3 separate regions of the Mus musculus genome follow, and regions 1 and 2 are each linked to region 3. Evidence: chromatin loops called from intact Hi-C (ENCODE). Cell type or tissue: heart. All regions are shown on one strand.

Region 1 (8,000 bases), 71 kb after region 3:
AAGAAAAGCCCCCAGACGCTTTGGCTCATAGATGTCAGTAAGCAAAACTCTATGAATTGTCGTAATGGATTGAGAAATGAAAACCAGGTACAGAAAAAGCCATTAAAGAGGAGAGAGAGAGAGAGAGAGAGAGAGAGAGAGAGAGAGAGAGAGAGAGAGAGAGAGAGAGAGAATGTATATAGAGAAAGAGAAGTTGAAAGTTCTCTTTAAGATGGGAATATTCACAATATTTACCATGGAGGAGAGAGAGCCAGCACTGAATGAACTTAAGGATGGAGCAGGAGGCTGAGGGACTGAAACAACAGAATCCTGAGCAACAAAGTTTGGAAATGATGGTGGTCCAGGAGCTGGGAGAAGGTGAAGAGGAGGAGAAAGGCAAGCAGTGGGCCTGGTAGAGGTTTAGGTTACAGATGTCTGTATGTCTGTATATCTCCTGCCTGGTGCCTGGTGAGAAAAGGGCATCAGATCCCCTGGGTCCAAAGTTATGAGAGTTGCTCACTGCCGTGTAGGTGCTGGGAATTGAACCTGGGTCTTCTGCAAGAACAAGAAGTGTTCTTAACTGCTGAGCCATCTCTCCAGATGTATATAATTGAGGTGGTTTTTTTTTTTTTGGGGGGGGGGAGTAAAATCCTAAAAATGTCATATGACCCAGAATAAGGCCTAACTAGAGGATGTTTGCCAATGTTGAAGGATTGTAGGGCCTTGTGGGACAACTGGTCTATAGTAATGGCACCATTCCCTGAGACCTGCAGAAATGTGATCCTGTCTCCCTTACACAACAATATAAACAGTCGGTGAAAGATTAGGCCTCTGATGACTGTGTGTAGAAAAGTAAGAGTGGAACACACAAGACACTAGAAGGGCTGGGGCAGTACACTGGGCAAAACAAATTGGGACTGGCCATCTTGGGGAAGAACCAGGACAGAAAGGAAACAGGCTTTAGAAGGTGTGCTAGTTGGGAAACTGAAATCCCCCGGTCTTAGGCTCTTTTCCATAGCTTCTGGATTATAAACCCTGGGTGAGATAGTAGCTATTCTATTTCTGCCTCTTGGCTCCTTGCTCAGTTAAAGACAGTATCTTAGAGAGAGGGGTCGCTCAGTGGCATCTGCAGAATCCCTTTCAACATTGTCATTTCAAATCTTCAGCTTGTACTTTCTTTTTCTTTCTTTTCTTTTCTTTTCTTTCTTTTAAAATTTGTTTTATTTAGAATAATAATAATATTTAGAATACACTGTTGCTTTCTTCAGACACACCAGAAGAGGGCATCAGATCCTATTACAGATGTTTGTGAGTCACCATGTGATTGCTGGGAATTGAGCTCAGGACCTCTGGAAGAGCAGTCAGTGCTTTTAACCACTGAGTCATCTCTCAAGTCCCAGCTTGTAGTTTCTAACTTGCACAGGCTATGAGTAATTGGGTCTGCCAGTATAGAGACTTCCTGTTGAGAGCTTGCTCAATGAGAAAGAGAGGTGTGTGTGGGGGGGGGGGGGGGAGACAGAGAGAGAGACAGAGTGAGAAAGACAGAGATAGAGAGACAGAGACAGAGACAGACTCCCTCCCCCATTCTTTCGCTCCTCTGCATCCCCTTTCTCCTGTGCTGAACTGGTTGGTCAGTCTCTCACCCACCCTGATCACCCCCTTTCACCCTCAGGCCCCTGCAGTACTCAGCACCTACTTTTTAAAAAAAGATGTTTTCTTTATTTACATTTCCAATGTTATCCCCTTTCCTAGTTTCCCCTTTGAAAATCCCCTATCAACCCCCCCCCCCCCCCCCGCTCCCCAACCCACCCACTCCCATTCCTGGTCCTGGCATTCCCCTATATTGGAGTGTAGAGCCTTCATAGAACCAGCACCTACTTTTAAAGGAACGAGGCGCTGAGTCTGATAAAATATCCCAGCTTTCAGGCAGGAGAGACACACGGATGTCACCTTGGCTTCTGGGCTGCTCAGGCTACCCGGTCCTAGATTTAGTGGGCTAGACCTCGGTGAAGGTGGAGGGGATCCGAGGGTCTCTAAACAACTCGTGAAGAATCAGAGCCGGGAAGTCCAAGTCCTTTGCGCTCCAGGTCCCAGTGCGTGCTCCAGGTCCCAGCGAGCGCGCTCCAGGTCCCAGGGCGCATGGAGGTGGCATTGATTTCCTCCTTGCCCGCCCTCTCCCGGCCGCGGGAAGAGACCAAATAGAAAGCCTACTAAATACCGGGAAGCTTGAGACTCAGAATGTGCTTATAAACTAAACTTTAATAATTCTGAACCTTAGCTATATTGGGCTTTCGGATTGTTCTTGGTGTTTTGGTCTCCGCCTTCTCCCCACTTCTTTCTTTCTCCTCGCTCTTCCTTAAATCCTAGTGTTCCCTTGAAATGCTTCTGCATCATTCATGAAGTAGCATGCAACTCAGCTGTGACAAGTCAAACCCAGGTAGTGTGAGCCCAGAGTTGCCGCTAAGCAAAATGGAAACAAAAAGCATATACTTACTGTGTTTGCTTGACTAACAGTGGCCCCTGTAGGCTCCTAGGGAGTGGCATTATTGGAGCTGTGGCCTTGTTGGAGTAGGTGTGGTCTTGTTGGAGGAAGTGCATTACTAGGGGGTGGGCTTTGAGGTCTCAGAAGTTTGATTCAGGTCTAGTGGCTCACTGTCTCCTCCTGCTGCCCTTGATATGGATGTAGAATTCTCTGCTCTTCCAGCATGATGCCTGCCTGTACATTGCCATGCTTTCCACCCTGACAATAATGGACTGAACCTCTGAAACTGTAGGCCAGCCCCAATTAAATGTTTTCTTTATAAAAGTTGCCTTGGTCATGGTGTCTCTTCACAGCATTAAGACCCTAATTAAGATTCATACTAAGTCAACAAGAGAGAAAGGGATTTGAGTGTTAATTATTTTGTGTTTGTTATATTTTAATCTATCTATCTATCTATCTATCTATCTATCTATCTATCTATCTATCTATTATTATTATTATTATTATTATACAACTACATGTGTATACATGTATGTATCTATTATTATATATGTATGCATGCACATATTTATGTACCTACTATTATATATGTATGTGTGTATGAGTACATGTGTGTCTATCTATCTATCTATCTATCTATCTATCTATCTATCTATCTATCTATCTATTTATCAATTAATCAACCTATCTATCTATCCATCTATTCATCTATCTATCTGTGAGCCACAGAACTATCCTACTTCCTCTTTGGGCTTTTCAGCTCATAACTCAGTTTCCTGCTTAGGCAGGCAGCTTTCTAGATAGAATTAGATACCACTTCTTCAGATCTCATTTCCTTCAGTTAGGAGTTGCATGGTTATCAGCAGCCATTTTGACAGGGGTGAGATGGAATCTCAAAGCAGTTTTAATTTTTGTTTCCTGATGGTCAAGCATATTGATAACTTTAAAAGGTATTTATCAGTAATTTATATTTCTCTATCTGAGAAAGCTATGTAGTTTTTTATTAGCTCACTTATTAACTGGATTTGTTGATTTGTTCTTGATGTTTAATTTTGGAAGGCTTTAACTCATCTATTATTAATATAATTAATATAATAATTGTATTAATACTGTATCTGAGGTATAACTGGCAAAGGGTTCCCCTATCATTCAGGGTGTCTCCTCATTCTAGCAATGCTTCCGTTGCTGCACTGAAGGTTATTTCCATGAAGTCTAATTTGTCAGTTTTTGAGAATATTCTTGTGTAACTAGACTCCTTTTCAGAAATCCTTGCCTATGTTCTTTGTATGTATATATGTATGTATGTATGTATGTATATGTACATTTCTCATTGTATTTTCACCAAAGTTTTGTGTCTTAATATTAAAGCTTTGAATAACTTTTGAAATGTTTGTTGTTGTTGTGGTGGTGGTGGTGGTGGTGGTTTTAAACAGGGTGAAAGATACAGATCTTGTATCATTTTCCTGTGAGTGGAAATCCAGCTTTCCTAGTACCACTTATTAAAGAGGTTGTTTCTTTCTTCTTCTCCTTCTCCTTCTCCTTCTCCTTCTCCTTCTCCTTCTCCTTCTCCTTCTCCTTCTCCTTCTCCTTCTCCTTCTCCTCCTCCTCCTCTTCCTCCTCCTCCTCCTCATCTTCCTTTCTCCTTCTCCTTCCTTCCTTCCTTCCTTCCTTCCTTCCTTCCTTCCTTCCTTCCTTCCTTCCTTCCTTCCTTCCTTCCTCCCTCCCTCCCCCCTCCTCCTCTTCCTCCTCCTCCTTATTCTCCTCCTCCATTTTTTTTCTTTTTGGTTTTTGAAGACAAGCTGTTCTGTAACTTGCTCTGTACACCAGGATGGCCTCTGCCTCCTGGCTGAGGCTGTTCTCCTGAATGTACCAATGTATGGGTTTGTTTGTTTGTTTGTTTGTCTGTTATGGCTATGTCAAAGCTTAGGGGGTAACTATGTGGGTTATTTCTGGGACCTCTGTTTTATTCCCCTGGCCTACATGTGTGGGTTTGTGCCAGTACCACACTATTTCTGTTACTGTGACTCTGGAATAAAGCTTGAGGATGAGTATTGTGGTTGTTCCAGCATTGCTTTTTCTGCTTGAAGGTCACGGTCTTAGTTAGGGTTTCACTGCTGTGAACAGACACCATGACCAAGGCAACTCTCATAACATTTAATTGGGGCAGGCTTACAGGTTCAGAGGTTCAGTCCATTATCATCAATGTGGGAATACAGGCAGGCATGGTGCAGGAGAAGCTGAGAGTTCTAAATCTTCATCTGAAGGCCACTAGGAGAAGACTGGCTTCCAGGCAGCTAGGATGAGGGTCTTAGATCTCACACCCACAGTGTCACACTTCCTCCAACAAGGCCTCACCTCCAAATACTACCACTCCCTGGGCCAAGCATATTCAAACCACCACAGTCGCTTAAGCAACTTGAGGCCTAATGTCTTGGGTAAAATGTTACTTTCCTTTCAAGTGCAAAGTCATCCTCTGCCTAATGAACCCAGTTCAGGTCCCTGCCTGAAAATGTGAAAACTGATGTTGATTAGAACCTGGGAAGGTTCACTGAAGTATGAACAGGGAAACTTGGATAATTAGGTTCTCTTATCTTTTAGGTCTTTCTGATGTCCTACAATTTTGTTAGAAGGAGACCTTTTAGTTTCCTGGAGTGGAACCTTCCTTCCATAAAAGTGCTCTATGCAAAGGTGGCAAAGAACCACACCTCCAAGTCTGCTGTAGAAATAGTCCCTCAAGGAGATCCACAATCCTGCGGTATAGAGACTCCATGATAGATAATTAATATTTTACTGCTGTTTATTTAGTCAAAAGACACTCATAATGGGACTAGAATGTGATAGCTCAGAGATTAGAGGCATGGGCTGCTCTTCTAGAGAGCCCAGGTTCAAGTCCCAGTACCCACATGACAGCTTATGACTGCCTGCAACTCCAGTTCCATAGGATTCACTGCCATCCTCTGCCCCCTGAGTGTACCAGGCATGTGTGTGTCCTTTTAAACCAAAGGCATGGCAGAGACTTGAGCATTTTATATCATTTTTTTCCTCAGTTATGATCTTGTGTCACCCCACCATCCCCATGGAACATCTCGATACTTCTAGTATCATAAGCTGCTGTGGAGGGAGTATGGATTGCTTCAGGATCTAAGGGCAAGTCATGAAGGAGAGATTCGTCTACACTCAGCAGTCCCAAGTACCTCTACTAGGTTTTTGTTTTGTTTTGTTTTGTTGGGTTTCTTTTGTTTTTTGTTTTTTTTTTTATTTTTTTTGTTTTTTGTTTTTTGGTTTTTTTTTTCCTTCGAGACAGGGTTTCTCTGTATAGCACTGGCTTTCCTGAACTCACTTTGTAGACCAGGCTGGCCTCCAATTAAGAAATCCACCTGCCTCTGCCTCCCGAGTGCTGGAATTAAAGGCGAGCTCCACCACGCCCGGCACTAGTTTGGTTTTTACCTAATGAAACTGGGGTTCAGTGTCCTTGACTTCATGGATGTCTTCTTTTGCGCTTCACCATCCTAAGCCATGATTCATGTTTGAATCATATATTATTTCTGTGGGAGCTGCTCTTTAGCTAGTGCCTCCCAAACAAGTCTCTGACTACTGGTGATGGTGTAACAGGACAAAGGTTCTTCTATTCTGACTCAGCTGAAACCATCTTGGTTTAAACTGAAACTGACCCCGGCCCCCACCCACACCTTTTCTACCCCTGCCATGGAAAGCCCTGTGTCGGGGGAAAGCCCCCCACCATGTTCTAGAAACTCGAGGTGGAAATGCCCAAGCTGACTGTATATTTTTGACTCTTGTTAGACTGCTTGCTTGCTTTATGCTTTATTTTTCCCTGCAACTGCAACAAGGATGTAGTTTTTCTGTGTTGTCTTTAAAATCTCCCAGTAGTTCCTCCTATGGGGCTGCAAACCCCTTCAGCTCCTTGGCTCCTTTCTCTAGCTCCTTCAATGGGGATTCTATGTTCAGTCTAATGGATGGCTGTGAGCATCCACCTCTGTATTTGTGAGGCAGTGGCAGAGCCTCTCACTAGCCAGTACCCGCAGAGCTCCCAGGGACTAAACCACCAACCAAAGAGCACACATGGTGGGACTCATGGCTCCAGCTGCATATGTACCAGAGATGGCCTACTCAGACATCAGTGGGAGGAGAGGCCCTTTATCTTATGAAGGCTCTATGCCCCAGTGTGGGGGAATGCCAGGGCCAGAAAGCAGGAGTGGGTGGGTTGGTGAGCAGGGGGAGGGGATGGAGGAGGGTATTTTTTCTGAGGGGAAACCAGAAAAAGGCATAACATTTGAAATGTAAATAAAGAAAATATCCAATAAGGAAAAATCTCCCTGTAGGGCTGGAGAGATAGCTCAGAGTTTAAGAGCATAGACTGCTGTCTTAGTCAGGGTTTCTATTCCTGCACAAAACATCATGACCAAGAATCAAGTTGGGGAGGAAAGGGTTTATTCAGCTTACACTTCCATACTGCTGTTCATCACCAAAGGAAGTCAGGACTGGAACTCAAGCAGGTCAAGAAGCAGGAGCTGATGCAGAGGCTTGGATGGAGGGATGTTACTTACTGGCTCCCTTCCCCTGACTTGCTCAGCCTGATTTCTTATAGAACTCAGCACTACCAGCCCAGGGATGGCACCACCCACAAGGGGTTCTCCCACCCTTGATCACTAATTGAGAAAATGCCTTATAGCTGGATCTCATGGAGGCATTTCCTCAAGGGAGGCTTCTTTCTTTGTGATAATTCCAGCTTGTGTCAAGTTGCTACACAAAACCAGCCAATATAGCTGCTCTTCCAGAGGTCCTGAGTTCAGTTCCCAGCAACCACATTGTGCCTCATAACCATCTATACTAGGGCCTGAGGCCCAATTCTGGAATGCAGGTAGACAGGTAGGAAGAATACTATATACATAATAAATAAACTAATAAAAAATTCCCTGAAATGTGCATTTGAGGCTGTTCTGTGAGAAGTGTATCTCTCCAAGCCTAATTTAAACTTTGATCATGCTGAGTGGTCTTTGGGTCTTGACCCCCCAACAACAGCAGTCCAAATATATTGAGAGTCCTTGGTTCAAAAGAATAGCCCTTTATTTCAGTACATAATCTCTTTATTTGTAGACCTGAAGAGTTAGACTCCGGAGATACTCCATTTATGCTTTAAACTTTCTGGCAGCCATGGGATACTGAGTATACCCACAAAAGGCTCAAATAGCCCAACATATGGCAATATATTAGAAAACACCCCAACTCAGGACAGCAGGCTTTGTCTCATGACAAAAAAGGAAGCCATCCTAGAAATAGGGCCACCCCTTGCCCTGGAACTTCCCAAAAATTGTCAGATCACATTTGGCACATGAATGTTACTCATGTCCCTAGCTTAGGGAGGCTGAAATATGTTTGTGTCATTGTAGACGCTGACTCACTCAGTGTTCATTTTTGCCGTTCCCCTTTCAGGAAAAGCAGTGAAGAATATTTTTATGTTTTTACTCAGAGCTTTTGCTGTTTTAGGTCCCTGCAAAATGTTAAAAGCAGGCGATGCTCC
Region 2 (8,000 bases), 250 kb after region 3:
CTTGGGGAAAGACTTATGAGTGGGAGCCAGTGAAGTGATGGCTCAGTGGATGGAGGCAGCTGCCACCTTGCCTGAGGAGCCCAGCCCCAGGGATCTCTGTGCAGGAGAGAGAGAAATTGACTCAAGCCAGTTGTCTTCTGACTGCCACATGGTGGTGTAGCTGTGAACACCCAGCCCCACAACTGCATACAGATACATTTAAGCACTGCTAATTTTTTATAATGCTACATTTTAGGAGCAGAAGCAAGTGTTCAGCAGTAAAGAGCACTGGCTGCTCTCCCAGAGAACCAGGCTTGTATTCCCAGCACTCACATGGCAACTCACAACCATCTGTAATTCAAGTTTCTGGGATCCATTACACTCTTTGGTCCACAGCGAGCCTGAGGCATGCATGTGGGTCATTTACATACATTCAGGCAAACACTCATCCATAACATAACATCCAAGTAAGTAAGTAAACACAGTTTTGACATTCTTAATATATTTGTGGACCTGGAGAGATGGTTCAGCGGTTAATATCACTGACTGCTCTTCCTGTGGTCAAGTCCCAGCAATGACATGGTGGCTCACAACCATCTGTAATGGGATCCAATGCCCTCTTCTAGTGTGTCTGAAGACAGCTACAGTGTACTCGTATTAGTAAAATAAGTAAATCTTTAAAAAATATATTTGTAATTTTGATTTAATTTTGGATTCATCTCCCCAATCCAACATCTATTTTTGAAAAGAAAAAGTAATATCCCCATCTAATGGGTATATAACATATTACATCATCTTAGAACCAACTGTTTTCCTAAAACAAACATTGGGATCATAATTGTGGTTAGATTCCTAGTGATGATGAAATTGTAAAGTGAACTTTTGTGACCACGATGCTCTGTACTTAAAATGAAAAACAACAATAAAAATGCAGAACCTGGAATCTGCTGACACCCTTGAGCCACAGGCACCTCCCAACAAACTAAATCATACAGGACACTGCCTTATCTCACAGTCAAGTCTGTGACAGCCACATGTTGCTTATGTCCCAGAGTAGAATCATGCAGCATGTTTTAAATATATTGAAGTATAAGCTTTTAATGGCTCAACCTACTACTAGCTTTAACTTAATTCTTTGTTATAGATATTATAGATTTTTTTAACCATATCTGATAATTTATAAGTCAATCCTTTTAGTATTTGACCCTGGAGTTTAAAATCATGCCTGGGTCTGAAAAAGGTGAGCTATAACCCACTTTCAGAGCCAGCAATAACGAAGAACATTATAGAACAATTTGAATATTACCCATATTTAAACAACATTTGAATTTCTATTATATTAAATCCAGTGTTCAGGAAAACCAGAGGTGAATTCTGAGCACAAGTAACTGGCAGAAGGAATAAGAAATAACATTTATTCTTGAATTCGTGACCAGGCAGAAACTAGCATGCAATGGTCATGTACATTCATACACATAAGATCCACATCTAAACATACAGGGTAGAAATCAGACTCATCCATAGCTTGGACAGGAGCTGGTTCTGGCCTGATGCAGAAGAGGGACAAGGCAGTTTGGCAGTGCCTGGCTTCCATGTGGGACCCCAGGTTTTACAAAGCTCTCCATTGAGCCCGGGGATTTACTTGTGAATCCTTCATCCAACCCCATCCCCTTATGCATACTCAGTGTTCTGAGATGTGAAGTTTTTATCAATGCAGTTTTCCTGCTCCCAAGAAGCAGCTGAAGGTGGAGCTAGGCACCACCTGGAGCCCTGGGTGCAGCTGTGCCTTACAGCCCTGAGTCAGAACATACAAACATAGGATAGATACATAAGAGAGGACAATGACATGTAACGATTGGACTTCTTTCCTTCAGAGGTCCATCAGTCCCTCTTGTGTCATCTAGTTTCATAGCCTTCCAAGTCTTAACACACAAAGATGGATCAGATATTGACTTAAGAGACCAAAATATACATGACATCAAAGACAACTGTAACAAATGACTAGTGTCTCATAGAGGTTCCATCAGTCTGACAAGGAGAATGTAATGGACAGGAGTCTGTTTCAGAGGCATCCTTGCATAATCCCTGGAGTACCAGGCATCCTGGGGAATTCTCACTTTAGCTGTGCAACTAGACATTGGAACACTGATGACTGTGCCAGGTCCTTGGCCACTCTGATTTCTGCCTCCCAGCATCGCCTGAGTGCATCTGCAGGGTTTATGTTTATACTGGGTTTTGCTGGGAAAAAAAAAAATGAACGCAACCACTTCAGGCCAAATTTAAAGCAAACATTTATGAAATATTAAATACGGACCAAGACTACTGAGAGGAGCTTACAGGCTTGCTGTATGGAATCTTCTCAGGAGAGAGAAGACAAAAGGTCATGACTCTTGATTTCATCCACTGGCCAGCACTGAGTAAAACCAGGACTAACGATCTGGCACCAAAGGTAAAAGCAAAATCCTTGTAGTTGAGTTAGGGGTGCATTATGTGAAGGTGGCTCTCTATATACTCAATGTTGAGGGATAAACCATCAGCAAACTAAGCACTAGCCAGACAGCTGAGTGCGAGCCGGATCTTGGTATTATTTCTTTTTTTGTTGTTGTCGGGGTTTTTTTGTTTTTGTTTTTTTGTTTTGTTATGTTTTTTTGTTTTTTTCGAGACAGGGTTTCTCTGTGTAGCCCTGGCTGTCACTGGCACTCACTTTGTAGACCAGGCTGGCCTCGAACTCAGAAATCTGCCTGCCTCTTAGTATTATTTCTGTGGCCTATCAGAGGTCCTATATTTTGTAAATATTAGACCTTCTTTACTTGCTTATTGGCTGTAATAAAGAGCTGACAGCCAATAGCTGGGCAGAGAGTGGAGGGCAGAACTTCCTGGGGAGGGACTCTGGAAAAAGAAAGCAAAGGCGCCAAAGTCGCCTGGGGCCTCGGAGATGAAAGATGGACCTGAACAGGAGCAGAGACGCAGAGCTGGCCACACATGGAAGGTAATGCCAGGACAAATCGGGATGAACTAGAAAGTTGGTTGGAAATCTGCCCAGCTATAGGCTTAAGCTTTAAAATACCCGATAGCCTCTGTGTCATCATTTGTACTGCTTCTGGGTCAGAAAGTCCTGCTATATAACTGAAATCACACGGGGGGCCTCTTTAGAAGAAACTGACCAGTGCGGAAGGAACAATATCCTCAGATCATGGAGAGCAAGAGAAGGAAACACAGAAAATAACCATGAGGCCTGAGAAATGTTTTGAATGTATGTGAGATTTATCACATCCTTCCTGCAACCGCTCCTGTCACCCTCCCTGAAGGCTGTCAAGAAAGGACAAGGAGACCAGCATGTGGTTTTAGTTTCTGCCACAAGGCTCACATGAGTCCCTCTGTATCGCCTGGCTGGCCCTTCCTTCCTCCGCATCCAGGCTAACTTTAAAATCCAACCTGAAGGTTTTAAAAATCCAATTATAAGTTAGCCTATATATTAGATGGGGGGGGGGGGGAGGAAACTTCATATTAAAAGCCCTGTATAAAATGCACTCTTTACTGCATTGAGTTTGGTCAAGAGTTTTCGTGGCTGCCTGTTAGTTTGTGTTACCAAAACGAAACATTGAAACATCGGCATGGAAGTTTCTTCTAGGAGCCTGCCCCCAGTTGGTAAGTGAGGAAACATGCATGCCCCTGCCTGAATTAAGGGGGAGGGTTGGGTACAAAAGCAGGAAGTACGTAAAGATATGTGTTTGCTTCTAATTGGACCTGATGGGAAAGCCAAATGGCTTTATGGGTATACGCCTTTAGATGACTCTGCAAACTACCTCTGCCGCCATTTTCTGGGGACCCGGAGTGGTTCTGGGCAAAATCCTTCATCTTGGCTGAATGAAAAAGAGAAAGAAAGAAAGAAAACATGACTGGTCCTGGTTTTCGGCGCCATGTGTATGAGAAAAAGAAATAAAAAGAAAGGAAGAGGACTGGTCCCAGGTATAGTGGAAGAGAAAGTTTGTGGATTGAAAGGGAGGCAGAGCCACGGGGCAGAATCTTCTTGGAGCGTCCAGAATGAACATGTCCCTAGCTTTTTTAGGAGATGGAGGAGAGGGAGGGAGGAAAGAGAGGTACCAGGTGCAGCAGCCCGGGTTGGCATTTTGTCTAGGCTCTGCCCACAGTTTCTGGCAACAGCCAGGTATACCTGACTCACTATAAAAGGGACTGCTTGCCCCCTCCTCACTTTTGCTCTCTGCTCTTCTCCTCTTGCCCTTGCTCCCTTACTCACTTCCTCCCTCTCCTCATTCCCCTCCCTACTCTCCACGTGCTCATGGCCAGCCACTACTATCTCTGCCTTTCTCTGTCTCTACTCCCTCAACTCACATCCCTATGCCCTACATTCTATTCTATATTATACCATCCCGTGGCTGGTACCTCAGGGGGAAGGGATGCCTCAGCATGAGCCAGCAAAGGGACCCTTTCCCCAACACCTTACTATGCCTCCACCAAACATATCCCTGCCTTCTTCTCTTTCTTTTTATAAAATACAACAGCCAGGAAGCCCAAAGGAGAGAGAGATGGGTCTGGTAACCAAAATGGTTGAATTGGAAGTGCAGTTGGGGAAAGGTGGCCCAACACTGAGCTGGAGAGTTCAGGGTAGGAGCAGAACATGCCTTCCAGGAACGCCCTGGAACTGGCAGGGACTGAGGGATGCATGGAGAAACTAGCAGCTCATGTCTGGTTTGATATGATAACTAGGCACTTTATCCATTTGCTTGCTTCAATTTTGACTCAAAACTTGTGGAACTGACTCTTGTGATTCTCGGGTTGAACAGGGAGGATAATAGAACCTCTGTGATAGATGAATGAAAATATATACCCAAATGTTTGGTTCCATGCAGGAGGAAAACCAAATAGCCTTAGAACTCATGGAATTTGTCCCACCGGTTAGCACAACCACATCAAGAGGCAGAACCCCGACTGTCCTGAGGACTTCTTGCTGTTGTGGAGTTTTGCTCTGCTCACCGTCTTCAAGATCACCACATCCCTCTTGGTCCGTGAGTTGCATGAAAACTCCAAAAAGGCTGCCAGCCCCTCACTGGACAGTATCATTGGTATCAAGAATAGTGATTGCTCTTTTTCAAGTGTTGCAGCTGGAGCAGATTACTGATTCAACCACCACCCTCAGAAAGGACATAGAGCTGTAGATTGCTGGTAATGTCCGGCACTCTTAGAAAGAATGTGGAAATGTCGGTTGTAGTAAAGTTAGGCTAAGATGCTTTTGCTAGCGGCTTGGAAGTAGAAAACCGTGGGGAACAATTGGAAATTCAGAGAGGCACACTCTTGATAGTTGAGCTAGACCCTTTTGATGTCAGGGACAAGAACAATGGCAACCCAGCTAATACTGGCTGAGGTGGGTATGCCTGTTTGGCTGAAGCAGCGCTGGTGATCAAGGTGATGACTAAGATCTTATACCCATCTTACCCTCAGATTCCTGACAGGATTTAATAAAAAATTGTTAATAAGTAGATGTGCACCCTAAGGATTTATAGGAAAAATGATTTTTATATGAAGGTTTAAGTTTGTGATACTCTTAAGATTTTTTTATAAGATTACATTTTAAGATGAATAATAAAATAATTGCCGTGTGTCAATAATTTTGAGAGAATTATCTTGGTTGCTTACACTTTGGCAATATCACAAGTTGGTTAGTTACAAATGTATAAGGGTTCTTGAGAATAATTTGTTTTTATTTTGCTTATCCAGAATACATAAAACATTTTATCATGTGAGGGTATTGGGAAAGATGTTTTTTCTTATGTATAGTCATTGTAATCATCCACTTAAAGAAAAATAGAATATAGCCACATTATGATGGTTGTACTACTGGAAAGATTTTGCTGGGACATACAATATGTGTGAGAAAAATAAAGTTGTTGGATCTTGCTCATTGGAGCCTTGCTCCTACCAAAGACATGTATGTATGTATGTATGTATGTATGTATGTATGTATGTGTATGAAAGTGTGAAGTTGGAACTTTGCTTCATCTACCATGTATGTGTGTGTGTGTGTGTATGTATGTATGTATGTGTGTGTTCCTTCATCCTTTTCAACAGCTCCAGAGAGATTCTTGATGATTCCAGAGTCTTTAGACTGGCTTCAGAGAGTTTTCATGGGCCCCAGGGCATATTTTATGGTTCTAGAGTATCAAGCTTGGTTCTCTCAGAGAAAAATTTGGTGAGTGATCGTTCACCCACTCTATGCCTCACCTCAGTTTACCCTGGATATCAGAGCTAGTCTTTGACACCCAATGAAGAGCATAAGAGGCAGGGAGATGTGGAAGGAGTCATGAAATAAGGATATGTGTGTAGCAACAACTACAACTAATTATGTATAAAAATTCCTAAGACCTGTTATTTTGTAAGCTAATTTAGAATGATAAATTAATAAACCAAGACTCTTCTTACCAGACTGAACTATGAAATTCAAAGTAAACAAGTCTTACACTTTAAATGCCAATTCCAATAAACCCTACAAACTGAATCTCCCATGGAGGTACAAGGCTCCAGTTAGTATAAGGAAAGAATTTTATTTCATAGCTGTCATCTGAGGGGCTGGGAAGCACAGCTTAGTTGACAAAGTTACTGCCCTGTACACAGCAGGACCTAAATTTACTACCCAGATCCACATGAAGTGCCATGATTGCAGTCCGAGTGCTGGGTAGGTGGAAAGAGCAGAGCCCTGGGGCTCACTGGCCAACTGACTTAGCTTGAATGGTGAGCTGCAGGCCAGGGAAAGGCCCCATCAAAGGATGACACCTGACATTGTCCTCTGGTCTCCAGAGGAACAGACACACAGTTTACAAGCACCTGCACATATATCTGCACCCCGGTCAACATACGTGCACATAAACACCAAGTGTCATCTTAAACTGTAAAGATGCGCATTGAAGACTGCGATTAAATGTGCCAACGGAGAAACTAGGTTTTTCAGATAACCACCAGACACGTGGAACCCACCTTTGCTGAGCTTACGAACTCAAGACTCTTTGAAAGACTAATTTTAACTTATGGGTATGAATGTGTGTCTTCGTGTGTATGTACATGAGCACAGGGTGGGAGGGACATGTGAATGCTAAAGGAAGTTGCCACTGCCCTTGAAACAGCAGCTTGAAACAACAGTTGTAAACTGCATGAACTGGGTTCTGTCAGTGTTGTCACGGACTTGGAGTAAAGGGATGTCTGAGTTTTGTGAGTAGAGTGTGAATGAGAGTGGATATCTTCAAAAGTATGGTGCCACCTCAGCAAGTGAGACATGATACCAATGAGTCAGCTGTATTCATTTAGGGTTGCAGCATTTTTAATAAAGTCAAAATATGAAACCAGATTAAGACTACACAGACAGAAGATAGAAACAAGATGTGGTAAACACACACGAGAGAGAGAGAGAAGACTGATACGGAGTCTTAAAGGGAAGTCATCTATGAACACGTATGTGAGTCTTTGTGTGTCCACCCCACCATTAGGCACAGCTTCTTGGGGAGTCTGAACAGAGGGAGTTTGGCTGAGCTTATCCCAGGAGACCGCTGGGGAGAGTGATGGGCTGTAAGAAAGCTCCTAGACACCACTCCAGCGGTGGGAAAGCACAGCCTGAGATGTGGGAAAGCTGGAGTAGATTTCTGGCATCCCAAGCCTGGGACAAGGATGGGACCATGGAGTTATCAGACTCTTGGATATCCAGGCACCACTGGGAGTCTCAGAAGAGCCAAGAATGGAGTCATGGTTCACTGGCTGGGGACAGCATCTAGCCCAGGAGGAGTGGGAGCAGGAATCCAGGCTTGTCCCAGCAGTGATTGTCCTTATCTTGGCGGATGACAGATTGGTGGCATTTGTGGCTGGGAGCACAGAGAGGACTTCTGTGGGAGATTAAGCTGTGGCTCTGTAGTTGGTTGAATGCCTTCTCCATGACTCCCTATGGCAGACTTTGATGAAAGAGACAGTACAATGTTCTAATCAGTTTATTGGCCGTTCATCATAGAAAATGGATCCAT
Region 3 (8,000 bases):
GTGCTGTGTGCTTGAATCTTGGTAAACACAAAGCCAGAATAAGCACAGTAGAGAAGGATTTATTGCCTGCAGCAGACAAATAACACAGGAGTCATTTCCAAAGTAAGGCTCTTCTCAAACAAAAGAAGCTTGGGGTTTTTTTATTCAGGGGTCCTGAATCCACTCATATAGGGGTGAGCCTGTCTTAGTTACTTTCCATTGCTGTGACAAAACATCATGACCAAGACTGTATGTGTATGTACACACACACACACACACACACACACACACACACACACACACAATTAATTTAGAGTCTCACAGTTCCAGAGTGTTAGAATCTATGACCATCATATCATGGTAGAGAGCATGGCAGCAGGCAGGTGTGTAACTTTAATGTTTTTAAACACGATTTTTAATAATGTTTTTTAAACCTCCCTAGTAGCCTACTACCCACCAGAGGTAATGGAAAAGAAAGGATACGGGGAAGTGGACCAGTCTAGAAGTTGTTCTTTGAAGCATATCCCATCTGTGTTGTCAGGAAATCGGTAGTTTAGTTCACAGGTCAACAACAGCAGCTCAGACCAGTCCCAAACACCTCATGGATAAACCAGTGTAGAATCCAAAATAAATTCAAGACCACCCAGCCCCTTCCCCCTCTGAAGGGACTTTCCAAACTATACCAGCAGGCCAAGTGCAGAGCCAGAGAAGGAAGCTGGCTGACTAAACAATGTTGAAAAAAAAAACTCATAAGGGCAGGTGGAGTGAGGGACTAGGGCAAAGGTAGTCACCCTATGCAAACCAACCAATGCCTGAAAGGGTTACTTGCTATATCAATGAGAATAAGCCAGCTAGCCCTGTTGCCTAAATCTGCCCCTTACAAGGTATAAAAAGTGTGTTCTTTGTTTTTTCAGGGTCTCTCCTCTTGCCTGCGTGCTGGGAGGTGGGGTGGCAATGCGTTGGATCAATAAAAAAGTCTCTTGCAGTTTGCAGTGATCTTGGTCTCTGTGGTCTTTGTGAGTGAGGGTCTTTTGGCAGACTCCAACACCAGCAGTCTAGTTTGGTACAGTTGGGATAGCAGCAGTGGTGGCACAACCTAGCAGGGACAGCTAGGCCTCAGCCCAACCATCACCAGTCAGCAGGAAGAACCGGGGTCAACAGGAACGCCAGGAAAAGTTCTCAGCTGTGTCTCTTCGGAAAAGTGAAGATCAGCAAAGATATAAGACCAACAAGCATTGCACAGCTAGCTCTATAAGCAAGCCAAGCTTAGCCTCTGTCACAGTCCATTGAGCCCTTTTTATACCCTCTAAACATCACATGTCCTCTACGAGTCTTGCTTCAGCACATGAGTCTGACTTAACAAAACTCCATGTGAGTCTGTTTCAGTGGACATCACTCAGCCAATTGACCCGAGTCTGCGGAAGTAGCAAGAAGCCTCGGGAGGCCACCATAAGTTTTTTGGTGCATTTCTCTCTATGGGGTTGCAACAAATGGAGCTCAACTACGCAATGTACATTGGACCAATACATGTGTGTCATTAATGATGAATCCTTCATCACATGTCTTTTCACATGCTTGTCTTAGCAGAACATCTTTTCACTTGTGCCTGCTTCAGCGAAAAGTTCCTTCACTTGTCTGCCTTAGTAAAACAGCTTTCGCTTGTGTCCACTTCAGGAAAACACTCTCTTCACATGTTTGCCCCAGCAAAACGCCATCCAACACAACTGACTTTCCAGAAGACCCTTAAGTTTCCACTTCATGGGTGGGCATTTGTGATCACTATAGTTATGCTTTAATTATGTTTTAATTATTAAGAAGTATAGAAGACAAAAATCACCTCTAACCTGTAACCCCACTTGTCCGAGGACAGATAATTTACTGCAATGTTGGGGGCTCTTCTTGTAAGATAAGCCCCGTGAATTCATTTCTCTGAAAAAGCATGGCAGCACCAATTGTACAGGATGTATGCTTGGTCACATGTGGGCAGGAAGTAAGTCAGGATGTATGTTTGCTCCTGACTGGATGAAGGTGGGAAATATGTATATCCTTATGGGGTTTGTCTTTATAAGTCCCTGTCTAATGTAATTCAGGGCCATACTCTCAAAATCCCAGGTAAGGACCTGGCCAGGTCCATGAACATTTAATAAAGCTTACTTCAACTTTGGCTCAAAAATTGTGGTAGTGTTCTTATTCTTGTCTGATGGGACTAACATTTTCTCAAGGCCCCAGTAAGAACAGCCTACCTATCCAAATTCTAAAGCCATAGCTCAGCGTTTGAAGCGCTGACTCAGGAAGCACGCCCCGAGACTTTTCAAGGGTCTGAAACTTTTGGTTTTGTAAACTCTTGGTGTGAACTGCTGTGCTGAGAAAAGCTGCAAACCTCCTCAGAGTCTTCCCCTGGTAGGTCATAGCAAATTTCTGTGACATCACTTCTGTTAGGATCCCAATCTGGGACAAGGAGGTGTTCTATGGGAACAAATACTCTCCTGTCCAGGGCAAAAAGCAAAACATTTGTACTACCTACATGAGGTTCTTGATAGATGGAGCATGGTGACAGTAACCACTGGGCAAACTGCTCCACCCCTTACCTCATGCCAGGGCCCTGAAAAAACTGTAGACACTGTTGGGTTGACTGCTCTACTGTGCCTAAGTTAACATAGGCCAATTTTTTCATGTTCCTCCTCCACATGAAGATCTTGAAGACCTCCTGGGTCTGGTAGCTGAAGGCCTATGCTGTCTTGTGCAGCAGCTGAAGATGCAATGCTGTCTTGTATGACAGCTGAAGACCTATGGCCTCTGTCCCACAACAAAGCCATTGAGATCCTGGCAGCCTACTAGAGTATTTGTCCAGGTAGCTGCTAAGTCTCTGTCATTTTAATCAATACAGAGGCCATTTGGTTTATACTTCCTGCTATAATTTATCCTTCTGTGATTCCTGGTGGTGTTGACAGCTAACTGTAGCTTTGTCAGTTTGTCAGCCACAGGCAGCCAGCTTCTCCCTCAAGGTTGCAGTTGCCTGGTCAGTGGATATCATATATGAAAACTAGGCTTTGTCTTTCCAGAGCTATTAGGTGTCCTGATGAAAAAAAAAAAAAAAAACACAAATTCACAGACTGGTTTGCCTTGCTGACAGGCTTCATATGAAAGGACAAACAAGTTCCTGGCAATGCCCTGGGTCCTGAATGTGCGCTTGACAAAGTTTCAGTGCTTGGGCAACCTGGTCTGACTCTCCACTGCCCTTGGTGGACTTTCACTACACATCTTTTGCTATACTTACGTTTCTCACTGCTAAAGGCCTCTCTCCAAAAGCTAGAGCTGGGATAGCAAAAAGCTGTTGTAAACAAAAATAAAATTAAGGGAAGTTCACCGGGAAAAAAAAACCCCAGTTATGTAAAAAATTGAGTGTTTCCTACTTGCATAAACATTTGGATCATTAAAGATTATTTGTTAGTAAGCATGAGAGCATTTGAGAATTATTAAAGAAGAAAAACTTAGGGAAATTCTAGAAGCTGACAAACTGTAATTGAATTGCTAGTTTTTTGTTTGTTTGTTTGTTTAGCTTTAGAAACAAGGAACTTGTATGAATAGAAAGAGATTTTGGTCATACAGTAGATGACAGACCTTGGTACCTTTCTGAAGGCAAAAATAAGCAGTTTTAGAAATCCCGATGTTCGCCTGTTCTTTACAGAATTGTAACAAAGCTAGGAATTGTATTGTAACAAGGGTTCATGACAGAGACACGGAGGAAGGCATCCCAGCTCAGGGAACTCCCTGCCTTCCTGAAAAGACATGTCAGACCAGAACTTTTCTGATAGACTGCCCTTGCTTAAGCAAAGGGGATAAACAATACTTTAAGAAGTAAAGAAAAATGATGATGGTCTTATGCCAAACATAAAAGAAATATAGAGGAAAGAAGGGAAGAATAAAATAAAGGTCAGAGATTTCACTTTTGTAGAAAGCCATATTATCTTTTGATATAATATGTAGTAGGAAATCACTTTTGATCAATTAATCTTATGCCAAACTGAAACAGAATAAAATTTAGAGTCATCCTGTCTAGTACTTCTGTAACCACAAGACTTTATGACACCAATCTTAAGGAAGAAGGTGTCGAGTTTAAAGAAAATTGATTTTTATCATAATTTAATTTTTAGTTCTCATAAAACTGCTGTTAGCTTGCTTTGTTCTTTCAATATTCTTATGTAATCAAGGAAGACTTTAGAACAAAATGCATTTTGAAAAGCTGTGTAATCAATAAATACAATTTCTGAGGAAATGATTTTACGTATAAATAATGCCTGGAAGAGACACAGGTTGTCAGAGTAGGAGAAGTCATACGGAGATGTGCTCCCTCCCTGTCTCCGTCTCTCATGATGTCCGTGTCTGATCCTTCCCTTCGCCACTCTTGCATCCACCCTTCTTCAGGCCCTGCCCTCAGTCGAGGCTGGTTCCCTATAAGCTTCAGATGTAACTATATTATTCTTTATTGGACGGAACTTGCTTTGCAGTGACTGCTCTCAGTAATCAACCACCTGTGTTTCATGGTATTGGATCAGATAAAAAAAAGCCCCCCCTCTCCCCCTCGGCGTGCGCGGGCGCCGAGTCCGCTGGGCGGCGCTGATGGTCGCAGCAGTAGCAGTAGCGGCGGCGCCATGGGCCTAGCCGGGCTGCAGGAGAACGTCTTTGCTGGGCAGTCAAAGATCTATGCTTACAAATGCTCTGTAATGTGCTCTCCACTTCAGGAAGAGAACTCAGTTGCACATCACGAGGTCAAATGCCCGGAATCTACAGGAAACGAGAAGAGAAAAGAAACGCTGGGAATGTTATCCGAAGCGCTGTGAAGTCAGATGAACAGAAGAGCAAAGATACCAGGCGAGGTCCCCTGGCACCTTTTCCAAACCAAAAATCCGAAGCAGCAGAGCCTCCAAAAACCCCACCCTCATCTTGTGAGTCTGCCAAATGTAGCAGTTGCTAAGCAGGCCCTGAAAAAGCCCCTCCCTCATGGCAAGCAGGCCCCTCAGAAAACGTCTCAAGGGAAAACACAGCAGAATAGAAAATGCACAGATTTCTACCCTGTGCAAAGGAGCTCGAGGAAGAGCAAAGCTGAGCTGCAGTCTGAAGAACGGAAGAAAATAGATGAGCTGATTGAGAATGGGAAGGAAGAAGGCACGAAGATTGTTCTAATTGATGGCAAAGGCGGGGGGGGGGGGGTGCGATCGCTACCAAGCAGTTCTCCCGGGGAGACTTCGTGGTAGATACCATGGGGACCTCATTGAAATCACCGATGCCAAGGAGCGGGAGGCTCTGTACACACAGGACCCCTCCACCGGCTGCTACCTGTATTATTTTCAATATCTGAGCAAAACCTACTGTGTGAATGCTACTCAACAAACTGCTTGGGGAGACTCATCAGTCACTGTGTGGGAACTGCCAGACCAAACTGCATGAGGTGTGCCTCTCACCTCATCAGTGCCTCACCTCCTCAGTGCCATCAGTGCCTCACCTCATCTTCAGTGCCTCCTGAGACATCGAAGCTGCGGAGGAGCTCCTGTACGACGATGGGGACCGAAGCAAGGCCTCCATTGAAGCCTACCCTTGGCTGAAGCACTAACCATGTGGACTCCCAGCCTCCCTGCCACCCTGCCTCCTTCAAAGGACAAAGTGCCCTCAAAGGGAAATGAGTTTTACACTCTTTCTCTCTCTCTCTCTCTCTCTCTCTCTCTCTCTCTCTCTCTCTCTCTCTCTCTTGGCTAATTACTTCAAATGTTTTTGAAAAGTATATTAAAGATGCTTTTTTTTTAGAGAATGGAGTTGAACATGAACTAGGAAGTTGGGCTCTGCCTAAGATGAAAGCCAGGACTCCCCCACACCCCACGACCAAGGACAGGCCGGTGTTAGGGTGCCCCCCCCAACCTGGAACCGTTGTCTCCAAGCTCTTGTTCTCTTCAGCGTCCTGATAGGTGTACGTACTCACGTGTATGAATATTTTTAGCAAAAGTTTCACAGTAAGCTAGTCTTCTCCTCTGCTTTCTCCAAAGCTTACTGAGCCGGGGGATTGGCAGCCCGGCCAGGAATAGACTTCTTCCCCAGGCTTAAGCTTGTCCAGGCACCTTGAAATGTCAGAGTGGACAGTCAGGCTAGAGGTAGGCCAGGAAAAGCACTGTTCTCCTGCCCAAGAAGGGCAGGTCTCCCAAAACTGCATTAATTCTTTATAGAAATGTGAACACTGAATTTATTTTAAAAAATAATAAAAACAAAACATTAAAAAATTTAAAAAAATTGGAAAAAAAACCCCACAGAAAACAACTTTACATGTAAATAGGTTTTGAAGGGAGTAAAATTAATGTGGTTTTCTTTTCTTCTGTTTTTTTTTTTTTTTGCGGGGGTTGCTTAGCTGGTTGGTTTGTGTAGAGAAGATTTGAAATGGTACCCTATTCTAATGAAAAGTGAGGTTTTATAGTGGGACCAGAAATTACTAAGCCCGCACCCCCCCCCCAACCCTAATTCTGCTGCGTGGGAAGTTCTCTACCTGCTGTCAAGGCAGAACTCCTGGTATCCCATGAAGATGCTGCCAGCTGTCAGTCTAGGACCCCTGCGAGCATCAGGCACCAGATGTGTTTGGCACTAGGGTACCCGGCAGCCGGCAGAGAACCAGGATGATGCTTCAGTTTTGACCTGTGAGAGCAAGAGTAGGTGGCTTCCTTCTCCCTCCCTGGGGAGGACTCACCACTCACCTTCAATCCAGGGGACTGGGGTTCAGGAGCCAGGTATAAGAACCTACCCTTGCCCCAAAACCCCCATCTCCCAGGCTCGTGATGGTGCGACCTAAGAAAGTCTTCCCTGAACCCTTTGCTAGCCTATCAGTGGTCAGACTTGGAGGAGGATCCGACAGGAAGGTGTACCTGTGAGATAAAAATGTCTTGGTTGTACCTGTTTGTGGCTTAGCTTTGTCTATAAATAGAAAACAAAAAAGGAAATAAACTTGAAACTTACTTGTCATCTTAAGAATAAAGCAAAAAATTAAAATATTTTAAGAAAAGGTTTTAAGTTTATGTAAGTTCTGAGGTATAGAAAGGCCTGAGGATGTGAGGTGGTGGACTATGCCACCAGACAGAAAACCTGGTGAATAATTTAGGAACCCCGGCAAGTCTCATAATTGAGAATGGTAGGCATTTAAATCTACTCCCGACCAGGTTCCTGTCCTGGAACACATGACCATGACACCCCATAGAGAGGACTGTGACAATCAGTCATGTAGGGGCAACACTTGAAGCCCCTGCACATGCAGATGAGGCATCCCTAACATCTCAGAGCAAGCCAATAGAAAGCATCTGCCTTTAGACCCCAACCCACTTCAAAATGTTTATAAGATCCTATCCACAGGAATGAAGTGCAGGAGTTACTTCACTGAAGCCTGTCTGAGCGTGCCTGTTGTATCGAGCTGTAACACCCTAAGGGAAGAGAATTCTCTCCCCAAGCTTCCCTTGTTGGAAGCTGCTCTAGTCTACTGCTGTCACTTCCTGCTCAGTGGCCCCCGACCTTGTCTCCTACTGTCCCACCGCCTGCCACTGACTCCAGGGCAGTGACCTTGGCTCCTAGCTGTCCCCTGCTTCCCACTTCCTGCCTCTGACTCAGGAGCAGCAGCTGCTGTGGAAGGGGCCACTAGCTCCCCTCAGAGAATTGCTGCTCTTTGGCTTGGCCAGAGCCCTTTAGATCCCCACTGAAAACCCCTGGTAGGCAGATCAGTATTGCTGTGCCCAGACTGTGAAAACTCCAAAGACAACAAACACCAGGAACCACAACTCCGATGCAAGCAAGCACATGAGAGTCTTTATTCAAGCTTGAGGGCAGGCCACAAATCTTCCTGATGCAACAGGATAGGAGAGCACCCGAGGTCTAGGGGAAGTGGGTTTATAAAGGAAAAACAACAACAATAACAACAACAAAAACCACAAGCAGGGGTTTCCAAGCCTTGGCATTACATTAGAGGGTAAAGGAATGTTGGTCTTTAAGCTAATTGG

The links. A loop is a pair of places that touch in the nucleus more often than their neighbours do. Peaks named below come from ENCODE experiments on the same cell type or tissue, not always from the same donor. Only the 100,000 strongest peaks of a DNase experiment are listed, where the experiment ranks them.
Region 1: it touches region 3 in a loop (3.0-fold over the local background); 4 of 42 quality-filtered maps call a loop at or near these places.
Region 2: it touches region 3 in a loop (2.1-fold over the local background); 2 of 42 quality-filtered maps call a loop at or near these places.

What each region holds. Positions count from the first base shown.
Region 1 is chr11:83,037,979-83,045,978 of GRCm38, forward strand. It overlaps Slfn10-ps. Among named protein-coding and RNA genes, the nearest start is that of Slfn8, 21 kb to the left of the region's middle. In heart, no CTCF peak of the experiment used is centred here; no DNase peak of the experiment used is centred here; H3K4me3 peaks cover 954 bases.
Region 2 is chr11:83,220,684-83,228,683 of GRCm38, forward strand. It overlaps AI662270 (expressed sequence AI662270), which reads left to right and starts at 2,893. Exons shown (of 4, transcript NR_015519.1): 1 at 2,893-2,968; 2 at 3,527-3,627; 3 at 3,769-3,948; 4 at 4,851-5,901. In heart, no CTCF peak of the experiment used is centred here; no DNase peak of the experiment used is centred here.
Region 3 is chr11:82,966,529-82,974,528 of GRCm38, forward strand. It overlaps the pseudogene Gm11424 and a transcript of Slfn9 not described here. Among named protein-coding and RNA genes, the nearest start is that of Slfn5os, 9.8 kb to the left of the region's middle. In heart, a CTCF peak has its summit at 4,595; DNase peaks (open chromatin) are centred at 4,593, 4,933 and 7,553; H3K4me3 peaks cover 803 bases; H3K27ac peaks cover 1,307 bases.